2 separate regions of the Homo sapiens genome follow, and region 1 is linked to region 2. Evidence: chromatin loops called from intact Hi-C (ENCODE). Cell type or tissue: Caco-2. All regions are shown on one strand. Each heading gives the region's core, and the rest is flanking DNA. Links, peaks and the distances in the headings are about the cores only. Region 1 overlaps METTL16 (methyltransferase 16, RNA N6-adenosine). Region 2 overlaps METTL16 (methyltransferase 16, RNA N6-adenosine).

The links. Hi-C counts contacts between places; a loop is a spot of excess contacts. Peaks named below come from ENCODE experiments on the same cell type or tissue, not always from the same donor. Only the 100,000 strongest peaks of a DNase experiment are listed, where the experiment ranks them.
Region 1: a loop joins it to region 2, with 5 times the contacts of the local background. A loop is called at or near these places in 2 of 110 quality-filtered maps.

Annotation. Positions count from the first base shown.
Region 1 is chr17:2,437,426-2,453,108 of GRCh38, reverse strand. METTL16 (methyltransferase 16, RNA N6-adenosine) reads left to right here. Exons shown (of 10, transcript NM_024086.4): 7 at 11,550-11,619; 8 at 14,911-15,000. Among named protein-coding and RNA genes, the nearest start is that of MNT, 44 kb to the right of the region's middle. In Caco-2, for the core only: no CTCF peak of the experiment used is centred there; no DNase peak of the experiment used is centred there; H3K4me3 peaks cover 267 bases.
Region 2 is chr17:2,493,404-2,509,086 of GRCh38, reverse strand. It overlaps METTL16 (methyltransferase 16, RNA N6-adenosine), which reads left to right. Exons shown (of 10, transcript NM_024086.4): 2 at 6,756-6,883. The coding sequence starts at 6,756. Among named protein-coding and RNA genes, the nearest start is that of METTL16, 11 kb to the left of the region's middle. RefSeq lists enhancers at 1,321-2,231, 2,232-3,143, 7,463-7,962, 7,963-8,464, 13,163-13,663. In Caco-2, for the core only: no CTCF peak of the experiment used is centred there; a DNase peak (open chromatin) is centred at 8,910.

The sequences.
Region 1 (15,683 bases), core at 4,049-12,048, 55 kb after region 2:
GCAGGTGGATCACCTGAGGTCAGGAGTTCAAGACCAGCCTGACCAACACAGTGAAACCCTGTCTCTAGGGAAAATACAAAAATTAGCCTGTTGTGGTGGCACATGCCTGTAATCCCAGCTACTCTGGAGGCTGAGTCAGGAGAATCGCCTGAGCCTGGGAGGTGGAGGTGCAGTGAGCTGAGATTGCACCACTGCACTCCAGCCTGGGAGACAGAGTGAGCCTCTGTCTGAAAAAAAGTCTAAAAAAAACAAAAACAAAAACAAAAAACAATACACGCTTTTAAAATGGACATGCCAAAATATTACAGTTAATGAGACATGTTGATGTCTGTAACTGATTCTCAAACAGCTTAGGAAAAAACACATACACACAGAATGAAGGAAGATGTAATTGGTGAATCTGGGTGAAGGGTATACTGGAGTCATTTGCGCGAATCCTGCAACTCTTCTGAAAGTTTGAAATTATTTCAAAATAATTTTTCTTGAAACCTACCATCTCAGAGGAATTCCTAAATGTTGTAATAAGTAGAGTGCTACTTTCATCATTAAAATAGTTTAATGGATTCAAAGTCTCTTGGGTGACTAGATCTTCCTTTTCTTCATTTTTTTTTCCACTTGCATTTTGATTAGTTGTCACAAGATGCCCGTTGAGAGTAGCTAGGATCTAGTGGGTAGGCATATTTAAAATGTGCAGCTAAAATAGGATTTTTAACACATCCAATGACTTCTGCTTTTTCCATAACAAATACAACTGTTGCTGAAAACAGCGTATATATGACATTCAATCTGAAATGATTCGCAGTGTGGTATTCAGTTTAGTGCAAAGGTTAAAAGAAATATGAACTCCCTCCCGAGTGTCTATTAAGTATCAATGGCATGTTTAACTATTACTAGCTTTTCTTGTCTTCTAAATATTTCTTTTCCTTCATCTCCTGAAGAACCTTACAGTATCTTTTTTTTTTTTTTTTTTTTGAGACAAGGGCTTGCTCTGTCATCCAGGCTGGGGTGCAGTGGTGCAATCACTGCTCACTGCAGCCCTGACCTCCCAGGCTCAAGCGATCCTATCACCTCAGCCCCCCTAGTAGCTGGGACCACAGGCATGCATCACCATGCCCAGCTATTTTTTGTAGAGATGGGGTCTTGCCATGTTGCCCAGGATGGTCTCAAACTCCTGGGCTCAAGTGATCCACCTGCCTCGGCCTCCCAAAGTGCTGGGGTTACAGATGTGAGCCACCACGCCAAGCCAGTATCTTTTTTTGTTGTTCTGTGCCGCTTCTTGGCTTCTGATAGCTCTGATCTATCTAATCTGTTGAGGAATGCTAGTTTTAAAGGAAACTGTTAACCTGTTTTATGCTGTTACTGTGTCAGCACTAATTGCTCCCGATTTCTCTTCCTTCCTCTTGTTCATAATATACCCAAGGCTTTAAATTCCTGGTTAATGAATCCATTTATACACTTTCTTTCTTTTCTTTTCTTTTTTTTTTTTTGGAAACAGAGTCTACCTCTGTCACCCAGGCTGGAGTGCAGTGCCACCATCTCAGCTCACTGCAACCTCCGCCTCCTGGGTTCAAGCGATTCTCCTGCTTCAGCCTCCTGCGTACCTGGAACTACAGGTGCGCACCACCACACCAGCTAAATTTTTTTGTATTTTTTAATAGAGACAGGGTTTCCCATGTTGGCCAGGCTGGTCCCGAACTCCTGACCCCAAGTGATCCTCCTACCTCGCCCTCCGAAAGTGCTGGGATTACAGGCGTGAGCCGCTGTGCCCGATGATACTTTCTTAAAGGGAACATATTATTTTTCTTCTAAACATTTTTAAACCACCAAATGAAATTTATTATCCTTTAAATAACTTTACCGGGGTTTGTTTAAAGTGTTTTAGCTATAACAATTATTTCTTTATTTTCAAAGGGAAAAAGGATTGCCTAAACAAAAATAGATGTGGTCACCTCTTGTTGAATTCACAGTGAAGACAAAATATTTGTTGATGCCCACTGTTTCTAAAGTAATATAATAGTATTTTTCATACTTTTAAAATAATTAGATTTTTCATTTATGTTATTTAATGTATGAGGTCGAAATACCAGATTGCCAGTCTTCAATAGTTTTTGACCTATAAAACAGTTTTTGATGTATAAAAATGTCAGTTTCATACAGTTTTAACCTAATTGGTGATTTTAGAGGCTCTTAAATTCTCTTAGAATTTAAATTCTTGAAATTTCTTGAAATTTAAATTCTTGAAATTAAATTCTTGAAAATTCATCTTGTAGTAGGCATTTTGTATATAAACAATTAAATATTGAATGTATATCCCTTAATCTGAAATTTCCCTTTTAATGCGATTAGGTGAATTTTGAATGACACAGGTTGATTATAATGCTTAGTGAGAAAAGCAGGAGACAGAATATGTATTGTTAGTTTGGCTAAGCTGTTACAAAACAAGAAGGAAACATGTAAAACGTTACGATATGGTTAACCTTATTTTATGTGTATTTGAAGGTATAAGATAATCCCATTTATAAATTTATATATTTCAGTCAGTCGTCCTGAGGTAAACTTGAGTAACTCCCATTTAAGTGTGCAGTTGGATGAGTTTAGACAAATGTGGAACATTTCCATCACCCTGAAAAGTTTCCTGTTCCCCTCTGCAGTCTGTCCACACTCTGCTCCCAGCTTCCTGTAGCCCTGATGTACTTTCTGTCACAACAGTTTTGTGTGTTCTAGACTTTTCATACAAATGGAGTCATAGAAAATGTAGGTTTTGATTGTCTGCTTTCTTTCACGTAGCAGCATATCCATGATTTTTTGTGTCAGTGGCCTGTCCCTTTTGTTGCTAAATAGGCTGAGTATACCACAGTTCGTTCATCCATTTGCCAGTTGAAGGACATTTGGGTCATTTCCAGGTTTTGGCTAGTAGGAATAAAACTGAACATTTGCTTATAATTTTTTGTGTCTAATTAAATTTTCCTCCATCTTAAGTAAATACCTGAGAGTAGGACTCCTGGTCCTGTTGTAAGTGTATGTTTAACTTTATTAAGAAGCTGCTTTTCAAAGTGACTATACAGCATTTTACATTCCCACCAGCAATATCTGAGAGTTTCCGTTGACACCATTTGGTACTGTTGTCACCTTTTAAAAATGTATCTGTTCTAACGGGTAGGTAGTGGTATCTCATTATGATTGGAATTTGCATTTCTCTGGTGGCTGGTGATAGGGAGTATCCGCATGTGCTTATTGGCCATTCCTGTATCTCCTTTTTATTGGTTTATTAATCTTACTGATTGGCAGTTCTTTATAGATTCTGAATACAGTCCATTGTCAAATGTGTTTTGCAAGTATTTCCTCCCAGTCTATAGTTGCCTTTCCATTTCTATAAATCTCTTTTAAAAAGACCAAACCTTTAGTGGCCTTTGTTTAAAATCAGCTGACCGTGTAAGTGAGTTATTTCTGGACTCTGTTCCATTCTGTTAATCTGTGTCTATCTTATGCCAGTACCATATGGTCTGAATTATCATAGCTTTGTAGAAGTCTTGAAATCTGGCAGTATAAATCCTCTATCTTTGTTTTTTTTTGTTTGTTTTTTGTTTTCAAAATTGTTTTAAGCCAGACATGGTGGCTCACGCCTGTAATCCCAGCACGTTGGGAGGCTGAGGCAGGAGGATTGCTTGCATCCAGGAGTTTGAGACCAGCCTGTGCAACATAGGCATACCCTGTCTTTATGGAAAAAAATTTGTTTTAGCTACTTGAAATCTTTTGCATTTCCATATAAATTTTAGCATCAGTTTATCAATTTTCATGAAAATGTATGGTTGGGATTGTGTTGAATTTATAGGTCAAGTTGGAAAGAATTGATACCTTAACAATAATGAGTCTTCCATTCCAACCTGGTTTAGCTGTTCATTTATTTAGGTCTTCAATATCTTTCACCTTTACACACATTATACGAACTTTATTCCTAAGTATTTTATGTATTTTCATGCTACCGTAAATGGCATTTTAAAATTTTAATTTCTAGTTAGGTATTGCTACTATAAGAAAATACAGTTGATTTATTTTATTAGTATTTTACTTTTTTTTTTTTTTGAGACGGAGTCTTGCTCTGTCACTAGGCTGGAGTGCAGTGGCGCAATCTCGGCTCACTGCAACCTCTGTCTCCCAGGTTCAAGCGATTCTCATGCCTCAGCCTCCCAAGTAGCTGGGACTACAGGCGCGCACCACCACACCCAGCTAATTTTTGTATTTTTAGTAGAGATGGGGTTTCACCATGTTGGCCAGGATGCTCTTTTTTTTTTTTTTTTTTTTTTTTAAATTTTATTTTTATTTTTTTATTTTTTTATTTTTTATTTTTTTTATTTTATTTTTTTTTTTATTGATCATTCTTGGGTGTTTCTCGCAGAGGGGGATTTGGCAGGGTCATAGGACAATAGTGGAGGGAAGGTCAGCAGATAAACAAGTGAACAAAGGTCTCTGGTTTTCCTAGGCAGAGGACCCTGCGGCCTTCCGCAGTGTTTGTGTCCCTGGGTACTTAAGATTAGGGAGTGGTGATGACTCTTAACGAGCATGCTGCCTTCAAGCATCTGTTTAACAAAGCACATCTTGCACCGCCCTTAATCCATTTAACCCTGAGTGGACACAGCACATGTTTCAGAGAGCACAGGGTTGGGGATAAGGTCACAGATCAACAGGATCCCAAGGCAGAAGAATTTTTCTTAGTACAGAACAAAATGAAAAGTCTCCCATGTCTACTTCTATCCACACAGACCCGGCAACCATCTGATTTCTCAATTTTTTCCCCACCCTTCCCGCCTTTCTATTCCACAAAACCGCCATTGTCATCATGGCCCATCCCCAATGAGCCGCTGGGCACACCTCCCAGACGGGGTCGTGGCCGGGCAGAGGGGCTCCTCACTTCCCAGTAGGGGCGGCCGGGCAGAGGCGCCCCTCACCTCCCGGACGGGGCGGCCGGCCGGGCGGGGGGCTGACCCCCCCACCTCCCTCCCGGACAGGGCGGCTGGCCGACCCCCACCCCCCCGCCTCCCTCCCGGACGGGGCGGCTGGCCGGGCAGAGGGGCTCCTCACTTCCCAGTAGGGGCGGCCGGGCAGAGGCGCCCCTCACCTCCCGGACGGGGCGGCTGGCCAGGCGGGGGGCTGATCCCCCCACCTCCCTCCCGGACGGGGCGGCTGGCCGGGCGGGGGGCTGACCCCCCCCACCTCCCTCCCGGACGGGGCGGCTGGCCAGGTGGAGGGCTGACCCCCCACCTCCCTCCCGGATGGGGCGGCTGGCCAGGCGGGGGGCTGACCCCCCCACCTCCCTCCCGGACGGGGCGGCTGGCCGGGCGGGGGGCTGATCCCCCCACCTCCCTCCCGGACTGGGCGGCTGGCCGGGCGGGGGGCTGACCCCCCCTCCCCCCTCCCGGACGGGGCGGCTGGCCGGGCAGAGGGGCTCCTCACTTCCCAGTAGGGGCGGCCGGGCAGAGGCGCCCCTCACCTCCCGGACTGGGCGGCTGGCCGGGCGGGGGGCTGACCCCCCCCACCTCCCTCCTGGACGGGGCGACTGGCCAGGCAGAGGGGCTCCTCACTTCCCAGTAGGGGCGGCCGGGCAGAGGAGCCCCTCACCTCCCGGACGGGGCGGCTGGCCGGGCGGGGGGCTGACCCCCCCCACCTCCCTCCCGGACGGGGTGGCTGCCGGGCGGAGACGCTCCTCACTTCCCAGACGGGGTGGCTGCTGGACGGAGGGGCTCCTCACTTCTCAGACGGGGCGGTTGCCAGGCAGAGGGTTTCCTCACTTCTCAGACGGGGCGGCCGGGCAGAGACGCTCCTCACCTCCCAGACAGGGTTGCGGCCAGCAGAGGCGCTCCTCACATCCCAGACAGGGCGGCGGGTCAGAGGTGCTCCCCACATCTCAGACGATGGGCGGCCGGGCAGAGACGCTCCTCACTTCCTAGATGGGAAGGCGGCGGGGAAGAGGCGCTCCTCGCTTCCTAGATGGGACGGCGGCCGGGCAGAGACGCTCCTCACTTTCCAGACTGGGCAGCCAGGCAGAGAGGCTCCTCATATCCCAGACGATGGGTGGCCAAGCAGAGACGCTCCTCACTTCCCAGACGGGGTGGCGGCTGGGCAGAGGCTGCAATCTCGGCACTTTGGGGGGCCAAGGCAGGCGGCTGGGAGGTGGAGGCTGTAGCGAGCCGAGATCACGCCACTGCACTCCAGCCTGGGCACCACTGAGCACTGAGTGAACGAGACTCCATCCGCAATCCCGGCACCCCGGGAGGCCGAGGCTGGCGGATCACTCACGGCTAGGAGCTGGAGACCAGCCCGGCCAACACAGCAAAACCCCGTCTCCACCAAAAAAAAAACGAGAACCAGTGAGGCGTAGCAGGCTGAGGCAGGAGAATCAGGCAGGGAGGCTGCAGTGAGCCGAGATGGCAGCAGCACCGTCCAGCCTTGGCTCGGCATCAGAGGGAGACCGTGGAAGGAGACCGTGGAGGGAGAGGGAGAGGGAGAGGGAGAGGGAGAGCCAGGATGCTCTTGATCTCTTGACCTTGTGATCTACCCACCTTGGCCTTCCAAAGTGCTGAGATTACAGGTGTGAGCCACTGCACCTGGCCCCAACAATTGATTTTGTGTTGACCTTTCATTCTGTGGCCTTGCTGAACTCACTTATTAGTTCTAATAGGTTTTTCCTAGATTTCATGGAATTTTCTGCGTAGAAGACCATGTCTTCTGTGATGTAAAGGCAGAAGTAAAGGCAGTTTTACTTCTTTCATTTCAGTTTGTATGCATTTTATTTCTTTTTCTTGCCTTACTTGTACTGACTAGGATCTCCAGCACAATTTTGAATAGAAGTGGTGAAGAGTGGCCATCTTGCATCATTCCCAATCTTAAGGCAGTTTTATTATACTTTGACCATGATGATGTTGGCTGTTACAGAGTTTTTTGGTTTGGGGGTTTTGTTTGTTTCTTAGATTCACTTTATTAGGTTGAGGAAGTTTTCTTCTATTTCTAGTCTGTTTAGAGTTTTTAATCATGAATGATGAGTTTTGTCATGAAAAAGCATTGACTTTTTCCAAATGCTTTTTCTAGTCTATTGAGGTGATAATGTGGTTTGTCCTTTTTAGTCCATTAATACAGTGACTTATAGATATTGATTTTTGAATATTAAACCAGCCTTGCCTTCTTGTAGTAAATGCCCCTTGGTTATAATGTATTATTCTTTTTATATATTGCTGGATTAAATTTACTAGTATTTTATTAAGGATTTTAAAGCCTTTTTTATATACCTTTTATTTTATTATTTTTTAAATTAATTAATTTTTTTTTTTTAAGTTAGAGTCTTACTCTGTTGCCCAGGCTGGAGTGGAGTGGCACCATCTCAGCTCACTGTGACCTCTGCCTCTCGGGTTCAAGCAATTCTCCTGTCTCAGCCTCCTGAGTAGCTAGGATTACAGGTGTGTGCCACCACACCTGTCTAATTTTTGTATTTTCAGTAGAGGCGGGGTTTTGCCATATTGGCCAGGCTGGTCTCAAACTCCTGACCTCAAGTGATCCACCCACCTCAGCCTCCCAAAGTGCTGGGATTACAGGCGTGAGCCACCACGCATATAAATCCCTGACCTTTATATGCATTTTATTTTTACTTGACAAATAATAGTTGTATTTTTTGGGGGGTACAAGGTGATGTTTTAATATACAGTCATGTGTTGCTTAATGAGGGGGGAAATCTGAGAAATGCATCATTAGGTGATTTTTTTGTTATTGTGTGAATGCTATAGATGATATAGCCTACTACACACCTAGGCCTATAATGTAATAATAGCCTGTGTTTTCTAGGCTACAAACCTGTACGGCATGTACAGCATGGTATTGAATACCATGGGCAGTTTTAGCACAGTGGTAAGTTTTGTGTATGTAAACATATCAAACATAGAAAAGGGACAGTAAAAATTAAAGATAAAAATGGGCTGAGCACGGCGGCTTACACCTGTAATCCCAGCACTTTGGGAGGCCAAGGTGGGTGGATCACGAGGTTAGGAGATGGAGACCATTGTGGCTAACATGGTGAAACCCTGTCTCTACTAAAAATACAAAAAATTAGCCTAGCATGGTGGCATGCACCTCTAATTCCAGCACTTTGAGAGGCCTAAGTGGGTGGAACACCTGAGGTCAGGAGTTCAAGACCAGCCTGGCCAACATGGTGAAACCCTGTCACTACTAAAAATACAAAAATTAGCTGGGAGTGGTGGAGGGGGTGCCTGTACTCCCAGCTACTCGGGAGGCTGAGGCAGGGGAATTGCTTGAACCCGGGAGGCAGAGTTTGCAGTGAGCCAAGATCACGCCACTGCACTGCAGCCTGGGCGACAGAGCGAAACTCCATCTCAAAAAAAAAAAAAAAAAATGGTCCATCTGTGTAGGGCACTTACCATGAGTGGAGCTTGCAGGACTAGAAGCTGCTCTGTGTGAGTCAGTGAGAGAGTGGCGAGCGAATATGAAGGCCTAGAACATCACTGTATAGTATTGTAGACTTTATAAACACCGTACACTTAAGCTACACTTTATTTTTTAAAACTGTGCTATGATGTTGCAACAGCTACGACATCACTAGGCAATAGGAATTTTTCAACTTCATTTTATTTTATTTTATTTTACTTTATTTTATTTTGAGACAGAGTCTCGCTCTGTAGCCCAGGCTGGAGTGCAGTGGTGTGATCTCTGCTCACTGCAACCTCCACCTCTGGGGTTCAAGCTATTTTCCTGCGTCAGCCTCCTGAGTAGCTGGGATTATAGATGCCCACCACCACATCTGGCTAATTTTTGTATTTTTAGCAGAGGCAGGGTTTCACCATGTTGGCCAAGCTAGTCTCGAACTCTTGGCCTCAAGTGATCTGCCGCCTTAGCCTCCCAAAGTGTGAGCCACCGTGCCCGGCCTCAACTCCATTTTAATCTTATGGGACCCCCTGTTGTAAGTGCCATCTGTTACTGACTGAGATGTCCTTATGTGACTCATGGCTGTATGTATTTATTGTTAAATGATTCAATCAAACTAACTAACATATGCCTCACCCAATTTTTTGTGTGGTGAGAACATTTTAAGTCTAATCTTTTAGCAATTTTGAAATATGTAATATGTCATTATTAACTATAGTCAACATGCTATGCTAAAAACTAAAACTTATTCCTGCTGTCTGAAACTTTGTGCCCTCCCACCAACATCTTCCCTTTTCCCAGCCTACCCTCCCTTGTTAAGGATTTTTATATCTTATGTTCATGAAGGATACCTGGTCTATACCTTTCTTATCATTATAAGAAATAAGGCCAGGTGCGGTGGCTCACCCCTGTAATCCCCGCACTTCGGGAGGCCGAGGTGGACGGATCACGAGGTCAGGAGATCGAGACCATCCTGGCTAACATGGTGAAACCCCGTTTCTACTAAAAATAAAAATAATAATAAAAAAAAAATAGCCGGGCGTCGTGGTGGGCGCCTGTAGTCCCAGCTACTCGGGAGGCTGAGGCAGGATAATGGCCTGAACTCAGGAGGTGGAGCTTGCAGCGAGCCTAGATCGTGCTACTGCACTCCAGCCTGGGTGACAGAGTGAGACTGTGTCTCAAAAAAAAAAAAAAAGAAATGATATGATTTGTTGATGTAATACTGGCCTTATAAGATGAGTTGGGGAAGTGTTCCCTCTTTAATATTTTTTGGAAGAGTTTGCATATAATTAATATTATTTCTTCCTTAAATGTTTAGTAGAATTCACTAGTGAAGTGACTTGGGTCTGGAAAGTTAATACAAATTCAGTTTCTTTAATTGATAGAGAACTATTCAAGTTATCTATTTCTCTGTCACGCATGGTGGCTCATGCTTGTAATTCCAGCACTTAGAGAGGCTGAGGCGGGAGTTTGAGACCAGCCTGTCCAACATGGTGAAACCCTGTCTCTACTAAAAATACAAAAGAAAATTAGCCGGGTGTGGTGGCGCACGCTTGTAATCCCAACTACTCAGGAGGCTGAGGCGGGAAAATCGCTTGAGCCCGGAAGTGGAGGTTGCAGTGAGTGGAGATCACGCCACTGCACTCCAGCCTGGGCGACAGAGTGGTACTCTGTCTCAAAAACAAAAAAATTAGTTGGGCGTGGTGGCACACACATATAATCCCAGCTACTTGCGAGGCTGAGGCGGGAGAATTACCTCAACCCGGAAGGCGGAGGTGGCGGTGAGCCCAGATGGTACCACTGCACTCCAGCCTGGGCAACAGAACAAGACTATCTCAAAAAAAAAAAAGAACTATTGAAGTTATCTATTTCTTCCTGAGTAATCTTGGGTAGTTTGTGTTTTTGAAGCAATTTGTTTCATCTAAGTTGTGAAATTTATTGGCAAAAAGTTGTTCTATACCTCTTCACACCCTTTAATACCTGTAGGACCTGCGGGACGTCCCCTCTTAATACCTATAGGGTCTGTGGGACGTCCCCTCTTTCAGTTCTGATACTGAGAGTTCTGTCTTCTTTTTTTCTTGACTTCAAGAAAATTTGTTTTCATAGAACCAGCTCTTGGTTTCATCATTCTTCTCCATTGTTTTCCTGTTTTCTCTTTCCTCAGTTTCTGCTCTAATCTTTTTTTTTTTCCTTTCTTCTTCTTACTTGGGTTTCATTTGCTCTTGTTAATTTGCTTTACAAATCGTAACTCCGTCAGCATCTCTGAACTTTGATCTGTGTCTCATCAACTCAGCAAGACGTTGGACTGTGTTTGAATTTCTTTTCCCTGTACTGCAGTCTGGGAATTTCCTTCTAGGAAAGCTCTAGCAAATGCAGGCTCACCTCATTTGTTTCTGGGACTGTAGGTCTGCACTGCCAGTTATCCAATGTCTGAAAAACAGCTATTTTATATGTTTTGTCCAGTTTCCTGGTTGTTTATGGTGGAAGGGCAATTCCCATAGTAACTAATCTTTCATGGGCTGAAGCAAAGGTCCTTTACAAACTTTTTAGAATAATCAGAAGCAGTATATTCTATCCCTTTACCTTTTAATCAGTTCAGTCCAACTTCTCCACATTCCTTCTTCTGGATTTGTTTTTACTCTAGAGCAAATTGATTTCATGATCTGTTGAAACTCAAATGCATTATCTATCCTTAAATTACGTGCAGATGAGGACATCTCACAATACAGGTTCATGCTGGATCTAATCTTGAGTTCTCTTAGTATTATGTTTTTGTTGTTTTTTATTTTCTAATTTCTGTCCTAGAGATAAACGGCCTTCGTTGTAAGCATGACAGATGAGACTTCTTTACTCTTTTTCCAAATATTTAATACATAGCCCTGAAGCATTGGAGAGGCTAAGTACATTTATTTATTTATTTATTTTTTAAGTTGCCTTGGGCTTGTTTTCCATCATTAGATTTGGTCTTTGTCGAAATACATTGTATGTAATTCCTGATATTTTTCACTTGTGACCTTACTCAATGTTTGTTTGTTACTGTTCTCATCTTATTCACTTGAATAATGCTTAGTTTAAAATTTTAACCACATAAACCGTATTTACTTGTCTGATTTTTTTTTTCCTAGATGGTATAGCTGCATGCTGGGAAAGAAATGCAGCCTGGCGCCTCTGAAGGAGGAGCTTCGCATACAAGGGGTGAGGCTTCCTCATTACTGTTCTCGTGTAGCTACTTTTCTTTGTATCCATGGGGCACAAGTACAGTTTTGCTACATTGATATATTGCATTGTGGTGAAGTCAGGGCTTTCAGTGTAACTGTCACCGGAACAATTCATGTCGTTGTGCATGTCCTACCCACCAAGCAACCTCCCGTCACCCGGTCTCCCACTCCCCAACCACAAGTCTCCCTTTGCCCGTCATTCCATACTTTGCTTCCATGTGTACACATTATTTAACTCCTACTTAGAAGTAAGAACACGTGGTATTTGTCTCAGTTGTTTCACTTAAGATAATGGCCTCCAGTTCTGTCCATGTTGCTGAAGACACAATTTCATTCTTTTTTATGGCTGAATAGTATTCCATTGTGTATGTATACTGCATTTTTAAAATCCAGTCCTTTGTTGATGGATACTTAAGTTTATTCAAGTCCAGATATCTTTTCTTTCTTTTCTTTTCTTCTTCTTCTTCTTCTTTTTTTTTTTTTTTTTTTTTTTTTTGAGATCAAGTCTAGCTCTGTTCCCAGGCTGGAGTACAGTGGTGGGATCATGACTCACTGTAACCTTGAACTCCTGGGCTCAACCCATCCTCCTACCTCAGCCTCCTGAGTAGCTGGGACTATAGGCAGATGGCACCATGCCTAGCTAATTTTGTTTTTCTTTAGTAGTGATGGGGTCTTGCCATGTTGCCCAGGCTGGTCTCAAATTCCTGGGCTCAAGCAGTCCTCTCACCTCAGCCTCCCAAAGTGCTGGGATTACAGGTGTGCACCATTGCACCCCACCTAATGATTTCTTTTCCTTTGGGACCAAGTCTTCTAGTATTTTTTGTACTTTCAGGTCTTATATTCAAGTCTTTAGTCCATCTTGAGGTTTTTTTTCATATATCTACTGTTTTGTTTTTGTTTTTTTTTGAGAAATGGGGTCGGGCTGGGCGCAGTGGCTCACGCCTGTAATCCCAGCACTTTGGCAGGCCGATGTGGGCGGATCATGAGGTCAAGAGATCGAGACCATCCTGGGCAACATGGTGAAACCCCATCTCTACTAAAAATGCAAAAATTAGCCGGGCATGGTGGCACGCGCCTGTAGTCCCAGCTACTGGGGAGGCTGAGGCAGGAGAATCTCTTGAACCTGGGAGGCAGAGGTTGCAGTGAGCTGAGATCGTGCCACTGCACTCCAGCCTGGTGACACAGCGAGACTCCGTCTCAAAAAAAAAAAAAGATGGTGTCTTGCTCTGTCAACCAGACTGTAGTGTGGTTGCACAGTCATAGTTTGCTGCAACCTCAAACATCTAGGCTTAAGCAATCCTCCCACTTCAGCCTCTCAAGTAGCTGGGACTGTTGGCACACACCACCACGCCCAGCTAATTTTTAAATTTTTAGTAGAAACAAGGTCTCTCTGTGTTGCCCAGACTAGTTCAAACTCCTGTACTCAAGTAATCCTTATTTTTTATAAAGATAGGGTCTTGCTGTATTGCCCAGGCTGGTCTCAAACTACTGGCCTCAAGTGATCCTTCCACCTTGGCCTCCCAAAGTGCTGGGATTACAGGCGTGACCCATGCACCTGACCTGTGTCTACTCTGATGGTAGTTTTGAGTATAGAATTTTCTTTATACTCTAAAACTCTAAATATGTTTTTTGTTTTGTTTTCTAAGTTTTATATTTTTAGGGCTAAAATATATTTTTTATAGATTATTAAAACAAGGCCTTTTTTGACAATTATAGAGAAAGGTGGAGAAAAACAGGGTGAGTAGAATGTCAGAGAGAAGCCAGAAATCAAAAAACCTGGTATCTACCACTGACCTCACATCGAACTCCTTTTTAATATTTTTTTAATTTTTATTTTTTACTATGCCTCCAAGACAAGTTCAACTCACTCCTTTATAGATCCAGAAACTCAAGCTACATAGGTTTAAGGGCTTGTTGTGGGCCATGCAGTTAGCTCTGGGGGAACAGCACCAGCACACGGTCTCGGTCCCCTGTGCTTCCCACTAGGATGACATTCCACAAGAGCAGAGCCCCGTGCTCCTGTTTCAGAAGGCAGGTCGCAAGTAAGTACTCCCAGGCCGGGCAAAGTGGCTCATGTCTGTAATCACAGCACTTTGGGAGGCTGAGGCGGGCAGATTGCTTGAACCTAGGAATTCAAGACCAGCCTGGGCAACACAGCGAAATCTCATCTCAACAAAAAAATACAAAAAGTTAGCCAAGTGTGATGGCGCGTGCTTGTAGTCCCCACTACCCAGGAGGCTGAGGTGGGAGGATCCATTGAGCCCGGAAAGTTGAAGTTGCAGCAAGCTAAGATCACGCCACTGCACTACAATCTGGACGACAGAGCGAGACCCTGTCTCCCCAAAAAATTTTCTTTTAAATAAAATAAATACTCCCACCGCCACTTCCACTTTCCTCCCAGTTTCTGGTTTTTAGTGTGAGTCAGAGGACTTCTCAGCAAAAGGGTCAGATGCAAGCCAGTGGGAGGAGCAGAGTTTCTGGTCTCTGGTTTCTCTCTGACGTCCTATTCCTCCTCTTTTCCTCACAATACCATTTCTTGGGTAAATTGTGAGAGCTACAAACTAGTTCCTTTACCTTTCCTAAAATCTGATTGATAAAACAGATTACCTACCTGTGTCTAGCCCAGACTTTGGTTGACTTTCTTTCTAAAAAAGAAAACAAAAAATCACTTGAGGCTGGGTGTGGTGGCTCACACCTGTAATCTCAGCACTTTGGGAGGCCGAGGTGGGCGGATCGCCTGAGGTCAGGAGTTTGAGACCAGTGATGGTGAAACCCCATCTCTACTAAAAATACAAAAATTAGCTGGGCGTGGTGGCATGCGCCTGTAATCCCAGCCACTCGGGAGGCTGAGGCAGGAGAATTGCTTGAATCTGGGAGGTGGAGGTTGCAGTGAGCCAAGACCGCACACTGCACTCCAGCCTGGGTGACAGAGCAAGACTCTGTCTCAAAAAAACAAAAAACAAAAAAACTCACTTGAGTCATATTACAAATAATTCTCTAAAGAGCTGTGTTTTCAGTGTTTCATATATTTGAACCTTCAAGTCATATCTGTAAATTCTCTTATGTTTTATGGGAGGAAAAAATATAACTTTGTTGAGAGATGATTTATTCATTCATTATTAGGCAGCTATCTATAACTGTTGTTTGGTAATATTGTTTGTTAACTGATTAAAAAGAAGGATCAACATAATATGGCATGACGCAGCAGCCAGAAACATATTGGTAGAATGATTGCAGTTTGATGAGATGCTGTCTTTGTTGGTTTCAGGTTCCCAAAGTAACGTACACTGAATTCTGTCAAGGTCGGACAATGAGATGGGCCTTAGCTTGGAGTTTTTATGATGATGTCACAGTACCAGTAAGTACAGACCTTGCTCCGCTTCACCACCTGCCAGCACATGGTGGGTTTCAGTCCATCATAAGTGAACTGAATTGGTAGTGTCCTGTTTAACTGAAGTTTGTCCCAAATGCTTATGTCAGAATGGAAAGGGGTTGTAACCAAGACACAGTCCTAGAAGGCTGGTCCTGGAGACTGTGGAGCCTTCCTCTGTGAGTCTGTACAACATAGTGATTTTTGCTCAGCTGACAGAAATGTATCTTTTAGGAATTAAAAATTTGGCTGGGCATGGTGGCTTATGCCTGTAATCCCAGCACTTTGGGAAGCCGAGCTGGGCGGATAACTTGAGGCCAGGAGTTTGAGACCTGCCTGGCCAACATGGTGAAACTGTGTCTCTGCTAAAAATGCAAAAATTAGCTGGGCGTGGTGGCACTCCTGTAGTCCCAGCTACTCGGGAGGCTGAGGCACGAGAATTGCTTGAACCCAGGAGGCGGAGGTTGCGGTGAGCTGAGATTGTGCCACTGCACTCCAGCCTGGGCCACAGAGCAAGACTCTGTCTCAAAAATATTAAAAATGAAATAAATAAAAATTTTTTTAAAAAACAAAATTCAGGTAACATAACCTGTAGAAACATTTTGCAGATATAATTACGCTGGTGGACATTCCTCAAGAATTGAAAATGAGGTCTCTTTCTTTTCCTTACC
Region 2 (15,683 bases), core at 5,122-13,121:
AAAGCGTGTAGATGGGCATCTGATTGGATTGTGGGGTCAGAGAAAGGCTGCCTGAGTAAATGATGCCTAGGGTGTGATTTGAGTAGCTAGTGGACCTTCAGAGGTGAAAGGCGATGGTGGGAGGTTGAGGAGAGTCTTACAGGCAGTAAGAATAGGAGATGGTGAGACAGACTACCATGCAGCAGAGAAAATGGAAGAAGACCAGTATGTCTGGAAGGGGAAAGTGGCAACAAATGAAGTTGGAGGGACAGATAAGGCCTGGATTATGCCTGCCTTTTTAATGATTTTAGACTTTTTTAGCTTAATAGCTTTGGGATGCCACTGAAGGGATTTAATAAGGAAATGTTCACATTTGCATGGGGGGAGTGGCTTGTCTGCTGAGTGAAAAGTGGCTGGTAGAGGGCAAGAGTGTTTATGAAGAGATCAGTTTGAGACTCTTAGAGCAACCCAAGAAAGACATGATAATGACCTGGGCCAGAGAGGTGGTGTTGTGAAGGGTGAAAAGTGGGATAAGGTCAAGAAATAATTGGGAGATGGAGTATTCAGGACCTGGTGTGTTGTGAATGGGGGAGGCAGCATGGAGAAGGTGTTGAAGATTTTTGATGTGTTTATCACAAGAAAGATAGCAGTGCATTTGGTGAGATAGGGAAGATGAGAAGGACCAGTTTGGGGTGGGTAGAAGTGATTTAATTTTGCACATATTGTACATGTATTTTTGAGCCCTTCAAGTGAGAAATATGGTAGGCAGTTGGATATGTGATTTGGAAAAGTCTGGAATGAAGACAACAGTTCTTTTCTGAAATTGGTTTAATTTCCAGTGTAGGAAGCTGTCAAAAAACCATCTGAAATAGCATTGACAGATTTATGACTATGTAAAATTATGTCTCTAACAAAGATTGCAAAAGAAAAATATTTATTGCTAGGAGATGTTATAATAGAGGATTTGTCTTTTTTTTTTTTTTTATTGATCATTCTTGGGTGTTTCTCGCAGAGGGGGATTTGGCAGGGTCACAGGACAATAGTGGAGGGAAGGTCAGCAGATAAACAAGTGAACAAAGGTCTCTGGTTTTCCTAGGCAGAGAACCCTGCGGCCTTCCGCAGTGTTTGTGTCCCTGGGTACTTGAGATTAGGGAGTGGTGATGACTCTTAAGGAGCATGCTGCCTTCAAGCATCTGTTTAACAAAGCATATCTTGCACCACCCTTCATCCATTCAACCCTGAGTGGACACAGCACATATTTCAGAGAGCACAGGGTTGGGGGTAAGGTCACAGATCAACAGGATCCCAAGGCAGAAGAATTTTTCTTAGTACAGAACAAAATGAAAAGTCTCCCATGTCTACCTCTTTCTACACAGCCACGGCAACCATCCGATTTCTCAATCTTTTCCCCACCTTTCCCCCTTTTCTATTCCACAAAACCGCCATTGTCATCATGGCCCATTCTCAATGAGCTGTTGGGTACACCACCCAGACGGGGTGGTGGCCGGGCAGAGGGGCTCCTCACTTCCCAGTAGGGGCGGCCGGGCAGAGGCGCCCCTCACCTCCCGGATGGGGCGGCTGGCCGGGCGGGGGGCTGACCCCCCCACCTCCCTCCCGGACAGGGCGGCTGTCCGGGCAGAGGGGCTCCTCACTTCCCAGTAGGGGCGGCCGGGCAGAGGCACCCCTCACCTCCCGGATGGGGCGGCTGGCCGGGCTGGGGGCTGACCCCCCCACCTCCCTCCCGGACGGGGTGGCTGGCTGGGTGGGGGGCTGACCCCCCCACCTCCCTCCTGGATGGGGTGGCTGGCCGGGCAGAGGGGCTCCTCTCTTCCCAGTAGAGGCGGCCGGGCAGAGGCGCCCCTCACCTCCCGGTCGGGGCGGCTGGCCGGGCGGGGGGCTGACCCCCTCACCTCCTTCCCGGACGGGGCGGCTGGCCGGGCAGAGGGGCTCCTCACTTCGCAGTAGGGGCGGCCGGGCAGAGGTGCCCCTCACCTCCTGGACGGGGCGGCTGGCCAGGCGGGGGGCTGACCCCCACCTCCCTCCCGGACGGGGTGGCTGCCGGGTGGAGACGATCCTCACTTCCCAGACGGGGTGGCTGCCGGGCGGAGGGGCTCCTCACTTCTCCGACGGGGCGGTTGCCAGGCAGAGGGTCTCCTCACTTCTCAGACGGGGCGGCCGGGCAGAGATGCTCCTCACATCCCAGACGGGGCGGCAGGGCAGAGGCGCTCCCCACATCTCAGATGATGGGCGGCCGGGCAGAGACGCTCCTCACTTCCTAGATGGGATGGCGGCCGGGCAGAGACGCTCCTCACTTTCCAGACTGGGCAGCCAGGCAGAGAGGCTCCTCACATCCCAGATGATGGGCGGCCAGGCAGAGACGCTCCTCACTTCCCAGACGGGGTGGCGGCTGGGCAGAGGCTGCAATCTCGGCACTTTGCGGGGCCAAGGCAGGCAGCTGGGAGGTGGAGGTTGTAGCGAGCCGCGATTACGCCACTGCACTCCAGCCTGGGCACCATTGAGCACTGAGTGAACGCAACTCCGTCTGCCATCCCGGCACCTTGGGAGGCCGAGGCTGGCGGATCACTCGCGGTTAGGAGCTGGAGACCAGCCCGGCCAACACAGCGAAACCCCGTCTCCACCAAAAAAATACGAAAACCAGTCAGGCGTGGCGGCGTGCGCCTGCAATCGCAGGCACTCGGCAGGCTGAGGCAGGAGAATCAGGCAGGGAGGTTGCAGTGAGCCGAGATGGCAGCAGCACAGTTCAGCTTCGGCTCGGCATCAGAGGGAGACCGTGGCAAGAGGGGGAGAGGGAGAGGGAGAGGGAGACCGTGGGGAGAGGGAGAGGGAGGGGGAGGGGGAGGGAGAGGGAGAGGATTTGTCTTAACTGGGGAGATTAGGGAAGGAAAGATCTTCCTGAAGAAGAGGTGCTTGAACTGTGAGCCCAAGAATGACTAAGAATTTGCCGACTGAAGAGAGGGAGGAAAAAACGTTACAGATAAAAAGAATAACCTGCATAGGAGGCTGAGGCAGGAGAATCGCTTGAACCCGGGAGGCAGACGTTGCAGTGAGCCAAGATTGCGCCACTGCACTCCAGCCTGGTGACAGAGGGAGACTCTGTCTCAAAAAAAAAAGAATAGCCTGCATAAAGGTCCTGTGGTCAGGGTAGAAGGACACAAAGAGCAAGGGCATGTGACTTAAACTGATGGTGAAAAGATAGGCAAGGCCAGGTCATGTAGTGCCTTGCATGTAGGCTGAAGTGATGTTTTTTTATTTTATCCTAAGAGTAAGGTTTTGAGCAGGTGGACATAGGAGAAGGACATACTGAGATTTGTGTTTGGAAATGATCACTACGAGGTGGAAGGAGGGATGGTGAGAACAAGAGTGGATGCAGGGAGACCAATTAAGAGGCTACTGTAAACCAGGTGCGGTGGTGCACACCTGTAGTCTCAGCCATTTGGGAGCCCGAGGTGGGAGGATTGCTTAAGCTCAGGAGTTCAAGTCTGGCCTGGGCAATGTAGTCTCTAAGGAAATAAAAGTAAGTAAATAAAAAGGCTGTTCTGGCCGGGCGTGGTGGCTTACAACTATAATCCTAGCACTTTGGGAGGCTGAGGTGGCAGGATTGCTTGAGGCCAGGAGTTCAATACCAACCTGGCCAACATAACGAAACCATGTATCTAAAAAAAAAAAAAAAAAAAAAAAAAAAAAAAAAAAATGCCTCTGGGCTTGACATTGTTGGGGACAGGGAAAAAGAGTGGATTTAAGAGGTATTTAGCAGGTAAAACCTACAGAAGTGGTGATTTCTTGGATATGAGAAACTATCAACTGACTCCTAGATTTTTGGCTAACATAATATTGTTTAGAAGAATAATCATTATTTAAAAGGTAAAAAATAAAGATATTAAGAAAATAAAAGTCACTTGCCACCCAGAGAGAGATATATATATATATAATAGTAAAATATTTTTTAAATTACCAACTACCTGGAGATTTACTAAACCATTATAATAGTTTCTCTTTCAGTGTTTATGTCTTGATATAAGTACATTTGCTTTTATTTCTTGTTGTAATCTGGAAGAAGACAAAATTATGTTCGTTTTCATTTGGTTTTAGCTACCTAGGAATGACAAGATTGAAACTTTAAGTTGGAATCAAAGATATTTTTTCAAAGTTTGGTGATGTTATGGTACACTACCAAATATTCAGTCCTTGTAAGGATACTGTAAAAACTAACCCCCAAGCTGGGTGTGATGGTTCATGTCTGTAGTCGTAGCACTTTGGGAGGCTGAGGCAGGAGGATCACTTGAGCTCAGGAGTCGGAAACCAATCTGGGCAACAAAGGGAGACCCTGTCTCTACAAAAAATAAAATTAAAAATAAATTAGCCAGGCGTGGTGGCATGGTGGCACATACCTATAGTCCCAGCTACTCGGGAGGCTGAGGTGGAAGGACTGTTTGAGCATGGGAGATTGAGGCTGCAGTGAGGTATGATTGTGCTACTGCACTCCATCCTGGATGACAGAGTGAGACACTGTCTCAGAACAAACAAAACAAGACAAAACAAAACACAACTAACCTCTAACTAATATCCTTGGTTATAGATCATATATACAGACTGTGTTCTGTCACTTTGATGCTCTTAAAGGAATACTTTTCAGCTTTCTTCCCTTGATTTAAAAAAAAAGACTCACTCTTACGTTGTCTGCATTTTTAAAATCATGGAAAAATATACATAACATAAAATTTACCATTTTAGCCATTTTTAAGTGTACCATTCAGTGACATTAAATGTGTTCATTCTCTTGTGCAACCATCACCTCTATCTCCAGAACTTTGTCATCATTCCAAAGTGAAACTCTGTACCTATTAAACAGTAACTCCTCATTCTTCCCTCCCCAGCTCCTCATCACCTCTATTCCACTCTCCATCTGTGTAATAAATTTACCTCTACTGGGTGCCTCATATAAGTGAAAGCATACAATATTTGTCCTTTTGTGTGTGGTTTATTTCCCTTAGCATGGTGTTTTCAGGGTTCTTCCATGTTGTAGCATGTATCAGAATTTCATTTCTTCTTAGGGCTGCATAATATTTATTGTATGTATATACCGTATTTTCTTGATCCATATTTATTGTATGGATATACCATATTTTGTTGATCATATGTATTGTATGGGTATATCGTATTTTGTTGATCCATATTTATTGTATGGATATACCGTATTTTGTTGATCCATATTTAGTGTGTGGATATACCGTATTTTGTTGATCCATATTTAGTGTGTGGATATACCGTATTTTGTTGATCCATATTTACTGTATGGATATACCATGTTTTGTTTATCCATATTTATTGTATGGATATACTGTATTTTGTTTATCCATATTTATTGTATGGATATACCATATTTTGTTGATCCATATTTATTGTATGGATATACCATCTTTTGTTGATCCATATTTATTGTATGGATATACCATGTTTTGTTAATCTATATTTATTGTATGGATTACTGTATTTTGTTGATCCATATTTAGTGTATGGATATACTGTATTTCATTGACCCATATTTATTTTATGGATATACTGTATTTTGTTGACCCATATTTAGTGTATGGATATACCGTATTTTGTTGACCCATATTTATTGTATGGATATACTGTATTTTGTTGACCCATATTTAGTGTATGGATATACCGTATTTTGTTGATCCATATTTAGGGTATGGATATACCGTATTTTGTTGACCCATATTTATTATATGGATATACCGTATTTTCATATTTAGTGTATGGATATACTGTATTTTGTTGATCCATATTTAGGGTATGGATATACTGTATTTTGTTGATCCATATTTAGTGTATGGATATACTGTATTTTGTTGGTCCACATTCATCTGCTGATGGACACTCAGATTGTTTCCCACCTTTTCACTCTTGGGAATGATACTACTATGAACACTGCTGTACAAATATCTGTTTCAGTTCCTCCTTTCAGTTCTTTTGGGAATATACCTAGGAGTGGAATTGCTGAATCAGATAGTAATTCTATGTTTAGCTTTTTAAAGAACCGCCAAGCGTTTTTCGACAGCAGCTGTGCCATTTCACATTCCCAACAGCAATGCATGAGAACTCCAATTTCTTCACATCCTTGCAGAACACTCGTTGTTTCTGTTTTTTTAATTTTTTATTTTTGTTTTTTTGTTGACAGCAGCCATCCTAGTGGGTATGAAGTGGTGTCTCACGTGGTTTTGATTTGTATTTCCCTGATGACTAATGATGTTCACCATCTCTTCATGTGCTTATTTGTTGTATGCATTTTAAAAATGTGATTTCTACTTTCTCACTTGATCGGCAAAGACATGTTGGCTGTAACTATTAACTTGGCATCCACAGCTTTCCCCACTGATTTTTTTTTTTTTGAGACGGAGTTTCGCTCTTGTTGCCCAGGCTGGAGTGCAATGGCGTGATCTCGGCTCACTGCACCCTCCACCTCCTGGGTTCAAGCAATTCTCCTGCCTCAGCCTCCCAAGTAGCTGGGATTACAGGCTCCCGCCACCATGCTCGGCTACTTGGCTACTTTTTGTATTTTTAGTAGAGACGGGCTTTCATCCCATCATGTTGGCCAGGATGGGATGGTCTTGAACTCCTGAATCAGGTGATCTACTTACCTTGGCCTCCCAAAGTACTGGGATTAGAGGCATGAGGCACCGCACCCGGCCCCCATTAATGGTTTTTAATAAATATGCTGATTTTCTTTCTCTCTTTCTCTCCTTAAGATGGCTCTGAGTAAATCAATGCATGCAAGAAATAGATACAAGGACAAACCTCCTGACTTTGCATATCTGGCATCCAAATATCCAGATTTTAAGCAGCATGTTCAGATAAATCTGAATGGAAGAGTGAGGTAGGTAACGGATGAAAAATCACTGTTATTCTTGTGTGATTCAAATGGATATGATGTAATAGAAAGCCCACCTGAGTGTTAATCTTAGACATTTGATTAAACGTCCCATGCGACCTTGGACAAATCACTTAACCTCTCTTGGTCTCAGCTTTTTAATGTATAACATTAGAGGAATGGACCAGATGCTTTTAAGTTTCCTTCTGGCTTAAAAAAAAATTCTCTTGATGTCCAAATTGTTGCTTACCCTACGGAAATCCCAGAGTAACTTCAGAGATTTACGATTGTGCTCTTTGTGATCTAAAACTTAGTGACTGGTGAGGATCTAAACACTTTTTTTTTTTTTTTTGAGACAAAGTCTCGCTCTGTTGCCCAGGCTAGAGTACAGTGGCATGATCTCGGCTCACTGCAACCTCTGCCTCCCAGGTTCAAGTGATTCTCCTGCCTCAGCCTCCTGAGTAGCTGGGATTACAGGCGCCCGCCACCACACTCAGCCAACGTCTGTATTTTTAGTAGAGACGGGGTTTCACCATGTTGGTCAGACTGGTCTGGAACTCCTGACCTCGTGATCCGCCCACCTTGGCCTCCCAAAGTGCTGGGATTACAGGTGTGAGCCACTGTGCCTGGCCTAAAGATATTTTAATAAGTGTGTGTTTATTTTGATGTGAGGCAGGAAAATAATAACCAGGACATCAGGACTGATTTCACAGATATTATTATTTAAGATGTTACTAAATTTAAGAAGTTGATTTATTTTTATTTATTTATTTTGTTTTTAGAGATAGGATCTTGCTCTGTTGCCCAAGCTGGAGTGCAGTGGCACAGTCATAGCTTGTGATAGCATTGAACTCCTGGGCTCAAGCTGTCTTCCTGCCCCAGCCTCCCCAGATAAAAATAGCCAAGTGTGCCCTACCATGCTTAGCTATTTTTATTTTTATTTTTGTAGAGACAAGGTCTTGTCATATTGCCCAGGCTGGTCTCAAACGCCTAGATTCAAGTGGTCCTCCCTCCTTTGCCTCCCAAGGTTCTGAGATTACAGCCACCACACCAAGCCAGAAAGTTGATTTTTTATTTTTACTTTATTTTATTTTTTTGAGACGGAGTCTCTGTTGCCCAGGGTGGAGTACAGTGGTGCAGTCTCGCCTCACTGCAACCTCTGCCTCCTGAGTTCAAGCAATTCTCCTGTCTCAGCCTCCTGAGTAGCTGGGACTACAGGCCTCTACCACCACGCCTGGCTAATTTTTGTATTTTTAGTAGGGACAGAGTTTCACCATGTTGGCCAGACTGGTCTTGAACTCCTGGCCTCAGGTGATCCGCCCGCCTTGGCTTCCCAAAGTGCTGGGATTACAGGTGTGAGCCATGTGCCCGGCCTTGATTTTTTTAAATTAAGAAAATAATAGTATAAGTGTTTCAGGAAATGGCAAAATTATGATAACTATATGGGAATGACTGATGTGTCTTTTATACCTCTGAGAAAGAACTATCTCTAACTGCATTCCTCAACTCTGCGAGTTACAGAGGGAATTGGAAATTCCCAGCCTGCCTGGAGAGAGGCGTGGTGATTCAGCTATGGGAAGGAAGAGGAGCAGGATTAGAGGAGAAAAAGGAAGGGAAAGAATAATAGTGGCCGGGCGCGGTGGCTCACGCCTGGAATCCCAGCACTTTGGGAGGCCAAGGTGGGCGGATCACTTGAGGTCAGGAGTTTGAGACCAGCCTGACCAACAGGGTGAAAACCTCATCTCTACTAAAAATACAAAAATGAGCTGGGTGTGGTGGCGCAAGCCTGTAATCCCAGCTACTCCGGAGGCTGAGTGAGGCAGGAGAATCACTTGAACCTGAGAGGTGGAGGTTGCAGTGAGCCGAGATTGTGCCACTGCACTCCAACCTGGGTGACAGACTGAGACTCCATCTCAAAAAAAAAAGAAAAAAGAAAAAAAGAAGATTAGGATCATAGGGCTTGAGGCATTTTCTTCACCTCTTCTTTACTCTAAGCCCTCTTCTTATAGCTTTAGAAATGGAGGCCCTGGGGCAAGACTTAACCTGGAAGCCAAGATAACCCTTAAAATCATACAGGAGTTCAAACAAATATTTATGTTCATTTTTCTGACAGATAATCCTTAGCTGTCATCACATTCTCAAAGGGATCTGTGAAACTCTCCACCCACACCCAAGTATAAGGGTTAAGATCACTTTGGGAGGCCGAGGTGGGCAGATCACCTGAAGTTAGGAGTTCAAGACCAGCCTGGCCAACAAAGCAAAACCCTGTCTCTATTAAAAATACAAAAAATTAGCTGGGTGTGGTGATGCACACTATAGTCACAGCTACTCAGGAGACTGAGGAGGGAGAATTGCTTGAACTGGGGAGGCGGAGGTTTTAGTGAACCGAGATCATGCCACTGCACTTCAGCCTGGGCAACAGAATGAGACTCTATCTCAAAAAAATAGAATAAATTGAGCACAGCCTATATGTGAATGCTTGTACTACTTACTGTGTTAATATATTAAGTACATTTGAAAACATATTTCAAAATAGAAATTAAAAATATATTTAAATAGGACTTCAGGTATTTTCTTTGGATACCATAATCACCTTTGGCACCTTACTTTGGAGTCACTTACCCTAAAGAGATTGAATTGGGATTTCTCTGTTTATAACATCTCTCTCATTGTTTGTAAGTCATTGTTTCATAGTGATATACGTGGATGTTGATCCTAGTAGCTTTAGGAAAGATACCATTTTAGTGGGGTGCAACACTGTGCATCTGTAGTCCCAGCTACATGAGAGGCTGAGGTGAGAGGATCTTGAGTCCAGGAGTCTGAATCCAGCCTGGGCAACATAGCGAAATCCTGTAATTAAAAAAAAAAAAAAAAAAAAGATATAGTTTTGTCATTGTTTGTTTCCTCTCTATACTTACTATTGTACTTAATCAGCTATTTAACAAAAACCTATTGATTAGCCACATTGTGCTCAGTTCTAGGAAAGCCTTAAAAAACAAGAAAGATGTCACTGCCACAGTCACACGCTAGTTTATACACTAGTGGGGAAAATGGACAAATACATAAGCCGTTAACCTTTTAGTATGGGAGAATCCGGGGGATGTGCAGTGGGATCACATGAAAAGGAGACCGTACCCTGACTTTGGGATTTAGAGAATGATTTGAAACCGAAATGGTCTCTTGGTTGTGTTTTAAGGAATGAGTGGAGTGAGCCAGGTAGAAAGAAGAGTATTCCAGGCAGAGGCAGCAGCATGTGCAAAGAATACTGGGCAGAGGGGAACTGAAGAAGTGAAGCGTGGCTGGGGTGCAGTGGACAAGAGACAGGAGGAGGTGGGCTGGGGATGGTTATACTTTGTGGTGCTTTATAAGGCCCACTGAGGAGTTTGAAATTTTTCTTAAGGGCGTGGTATGGAGGATTCTTGTGCCTTGCCCATCCCCATCCTCATCCACTAAAGTTTTATATTATTTTCTGAGACACAGTCTTGCTCTGTTGCCCAGGCTGGAGTGCAGTAATGTCATCTTGGTTCACTGCAACCTCCGCCTCCTGGGTTCAAACGATTCTCCTGTCTCAGCCTCCTGAGTAGCTGGGATTACAGGCTCGCACCACCACGGCCATCTAATTTTTGTATTTTTAGTAAAGACGGAGTTTCAACATGTTGGCCAGGCTGGTCTCAGAACTCCTGACTTCAAGTGATCTGCCCACCTCAACCTCCCAAAGTACTGGGATTACAGGCGTGAGCCACCGCGCCCAGCTGATGGTTAGGATTTTTAAGATTTTTGTTTTGTTTTGCATTGTTTGGAGACAGAGTCTTGCTCTGTCACCAGGCTGGAGTGCAGTGGCGCTGTCTCGGCTCACCGCAAGCTCTGCCTCCCGGGTTCAAGAGATTCTCCTGCCTCAACCTCCTGAGTAGCTGGGACTACAGGCACATGCCACCATGCCCAACTAATTTTTGTATTTTTAGTAGAGACGGGGTTTCACTATGATGGGCAGGATGGTCTCGATCTCTTTTTTTTTTGAGATGGAGTCTTACTCTGTCGCCCAGGCTGGAGTGCAGTGGCGCGATCTCGGCTCACTGCAAGCTCTGCCTCCCGGGTTCACGCCATTCTCCTGCCTCAGCCTCCTGAGTAGCTGGGACTACAGGTGCCCGCCACCACGCCCTGCTAATTTTTTGTATTTTTAGTAGAGATGGGGTTTCACCGTGTTAGCCACGATGGTCTCGATCTCCTGACCTCGTGATCTGCCCACCTCAGCCTCCCAAAGTGCTGGGATTACAGGCGTGAGCCACCGCGCCGGGCCTAAGAGGTATATTTTTTAAAAGGCCAAGCGCAGTGCCTCATACCTGCAGTCACAGCACTTTCAGAGGCTGAGGCAGGAGGACTGCTTGAGCCCAGGGGGTCAAGGCTGCAGTGAACCATGATCGCGCCACTGCACTCCAGCCTAGGCAACAGAGCAAGACCTTGTTTCCAAAAAAAACCTGTCAGTCTGAAGCAGACCTAACAGATGTGTTTTTACAACATATCTAAAGGTACCTGGCAAGTCACAAACATTGAGTTAATATTTGTTGACTGCATGAGAATAATTTCTCTATTAAATGATATGCCAGGCCGGGCATAGTGGCTCATGCCTATATTCCCAGCACTTTGAGAGGCCAGCGAATGGCTTGAGCTCAGAAGTTTGAGATCATCCTGGGCAACATGGAGAGACCCCTTCTCTGCTAAAAGTACAAAAATGAGCCGGGCGTGGTGGCATATGCCTGTAATCTCAGCTACTCAGAAGGCTGAGGCACGAGAATCGCTTGAGCTTGAGAGGTAGAGGTTGCAGTGAGCTGAGATTGTGCCACTACACTCCAGCCTGGGCGACAGAGTGAGATCCTATCTCAAAAAAAAAAAAAAAAAAAAAAAAAGGCCGGGTGCAGTGGCGCACGCCTGTAAACCCAGCACTTTGGGAGGCCAAGGTGGGCGGATCACCTGAGGTCAGGAGTTCGAGACCAGTCTGGCCAACATGGTGAAACCCCGTCTCTACTAAAAATACAAAAATAAGCCAGGCGTGATGGTGCGCACTTGTGATCCCAGCTACTCGGGAGGCTGAGGCAGGAGAATCGCTTGAACCCAGGAGGTGGAGGTTGCAGTGAGCCGAGATTGTGCCACTGCAGTGCAACCTGGGCAACAGAGCAAGAGTCTGCCTCAAGAAAATAAAAAAGAAAAACAACAACAACAAAACGATATGCCATACATAAGTGGCATGAGACTGGTAATTTATGAAGAACAGAAATTTATTTCTCATAGTCTGGGGGCTGGGAAGTCCAAGAGCAAGGCCCTGGCATCTGGTTAAGGGCCCTTTTGCTGCATCCTCACAGGGTGGAAGGTGGAAGGGGGCAAACCCACTTCTGCAAGCTTTTTTTTAAACAGCAGCATTAATCCATTCATAAGGGCAAAGCCCTCGTGACCTAAACCTCTCCCACTAGGTCCCACCTCCTAACACTGTTGGCATTGGGGATTAGGTTTCCAACAAAGGAATTCTGGGGGACACATTCAGATCATAGCACATACCTAAAACGGAATTACAGAGAAATGAAAGTAAAGGGATGCGCAAAAATAAGTAGGTAAATGAGAGTTCCCCCTAAATCAAATAAAGTAGAAAAGAAGGCAAAAAGCATCAAAATGGAAAATTATGTGGATAAATAACTTTCAGTGAAGATGAAGACTTAGCATTTTGAAAAGTATAGAAATTTTTAAAAACATGTTTGACAGGGTATAGTGGTGCACGTCTGTAATCCCAGCTACTTGGGAGGCTGAGGTGGGGGGATCATTTGATCCCAGGAGTTCAAGGCTGCAGTGAACTTATGATTACACCACTGCACTCCAGCCTGAGCGACAAGGTGAGACCCATCTCTAAAAAACACTGTTTGACGTAATTTGGAACTTTTTTTTAAATATTTCTAACTAAGTAGACAGAAATATACAGAGAAGAGTGAACTTAGGGACTTTGAGAGGATCCATGAATGCCTTGAACACAATTAGATAAAAATACTATTTGTGTAGGATGTTTTTTCTTTTTTTTTGTTTTGTTTTGTGTGTGTGTGTGTGCATGTGTGTTTTGAGACAGAGTCGCTCTGTCACCCTGGCTGCTGGAGTGCAGTGGTGTGGTCTCAGGTCACTGCAACCTCCAGCTCCCAGGTACAAGCAATTCTCCTGCCTCAGCCTCCTGAGTAGCTGGGATTACAGGTGTGCACTGCCACGCCCAAATAATTTTTGTATTTTTTAGTAGAGACAAGGTTTTGCCATGTTGGCCAGGCTGATCTCAAACTGCTGACCTCAAGTGACCCGCCTGCCTCGGCCTCCCAAAGTGCTGGGATTACAGGCGTGAGCCACCGCGCCCGGCCGGTCTTCACTTTTAATTCTAGTTCTCTTGCTATTTTCAGCACATCTGCAGTTACTTCCCATGCTGAAGTCTTGAGCCCGTCAGACTCACCTATGAGGGTTGAAATAATCTTTTTCTTTTTTTTTTTTTTTTTGAGACAGAGTCTTTCTCTGTCACCCAGGCTGGGGTGCAGTGGCCGGATCTCAGCTCACTGCAGCCTCCACCTCCTGGGTTCAAGGGATTCTTCTGCCTCAGCCTCCTGGCTAGCTGGGATTACAGGTGCGCACAACCACACCTGGCTAATTTTTGTATTTTTAGTAGAGACAGTGTTTCACCATGTTAGCCAGGCTGGTCTCGAACTCCTGACCTCGTGATCCGCCCACCTTGGCCTCTCAAAGTGCTGGGATTACAGGCGTGAGCCACCGCACCCAGCCGAAATCATCTTTTTCATATTCGATTAATGTTGATAATGACCTCCTCTCATCAATCCCAAATGTTCTTTTATTTTTTGTGTTTTTGAGACAGGGTCTCACTCTGTTGCCCAGGCTAGAGTGCAGTGGTATAATTGTGGCTCACAGTAGCCTCAACCTCCCCGGGCTCAGGTGATCCTCTTACCTCAGCCTCCCAAGTAGCTGGGACTGGGTGTGTGCTGCCACACCCAGCTAATTTTTTGTCGTTGTTGTTTCACCCCATCTGGTCTTGAACTCCTGGGCTCAAGTGATTTGCCTCTCTCGACCTCTGAAAGTATTGGGATTACAGGCATGAGCCACCATGCCTGGCCAATCCTGAATGTTTTTAATGGCATCTAGAATGCTGAATCTTTTCCAGAAGGTTTTCAATTTACTTTGCCTAGATCTGTCTGAGGAATCACTATCTATGGCCTTAAAATGTTTCTTAAATAATAAGATGTGCAACCTCCGGCTCCCGGGTTCAAACGATTCCTCTGCCTCAGCCTCTCGAGTATCTGGGACTACAGGTGCACGCCACCATGCCTGGCTGTTTTTTTGTATTTTAGTAGAGATGGGGTTTCACCATGTTGGCCAGGATGGTCTCGATCTCCTGACCTCATGATTCGCCTGCCTCAGCCTCCCAAAGTGCTAGGATTACAGGCGTGAGCAACCACGCCCGGCCTTGTTTTTCTTTTTTAGAGAGAGGGTTCCTGTTGCCCAGGCTGGAGTGCAGTGGTAGGATTATAGCTCATTGTAGCCTCAAATTCCTGGGCTCAAGCAATCCTCCTACCTCAGTCTCCTGAGTCACTAAAACAAAAACAAACATACACACACAAAAAAACAAAAAACAAAGACCACTGATCATAAATCACCACAACAAAGTTTGAAATATTGTGAGAGTTACTGACATGTGGCATAGAGACATAAAGTGGGCACGTGCTATTAGAAAAATGGCACCAATACACTTGCTAGATGTAAGATTGCCACAAACATTTGATTTGCTAAAAATACAATGTATATCCCATATACCCCCTAAATATATATACCTACCATGTACCCACAAAAATTAGTAAATCTTGACTGGGCACAGTGGCTCACGCCTGTAATCCCAGCACTTTGGGAGGCCAAGGTGGGTGGATCACTTGAGGCCAGGAGTTTGAGACCAGCCTGGCCAACATGGAGAAACCCCATCTCTACTAAAAATACAAAAATTAACCTCCCAGCGACTCGGGAGGCTGAGGCATGAGGATCACTTGAACCCAGGAGATAGAGGTTACGGTGAGCCAAGATTGCACCACTGCACTCCAGCCAGGGCAACAGAGCGAGACTCTGTCAAAAACAAAAAGAAAAGAAATTAAAAGTAATCTTTAAAAAGTTTTTTAAAAAGACTTGTTACAGGGAAGAAGAAATGTGTCTGTGAGGCGATGGGAAGAGGATACGGCAGTCTTGAGGAGAACTTCCTTGTTTTTCTTTTAGAGATGAGAGCAATGTGAGCCTATTTATAGTTGCAACCTCGCATGGTTCGCAGGAACCTGTGGTAGACATAGGAGAGTCTACCTTGGTGTAAATGACCTGGCAGCTCCCAGAAATCTTCCCCCTTCCTGCTTAGGTAGGAGTTGTTGATGATTGTCTGCACTGGTAGAATGTTCTTCATTTTTACAATGGTTTTTTTTTTTTTTTTGAGACAGAGTCTCACAGCGTCACCCAGACTGGAGTGCAGTGGCCCAATCTCGGCTCACTGCAACCTCCACCACCTGAGCTCAAGCAATTCATGTGCCTCAGTCTCCTGAGTAGCTGGAATTATAGGCATGTGCCACTACAGCTGGCTAATTTTTGTATTTTTAGTAGAGATGGGGTTTTACCATGTTGGTTAGGCTGGTCTCGAACTCCTGACGTCAAGTGATCCGCCCGCTTTGGCCTCCCAAAGTGCTGGGATTACAGGTGTGAGCCACAGCGCCCAGCCTACAATGGCTTTGTATTTAATTCTGTCAGTTGT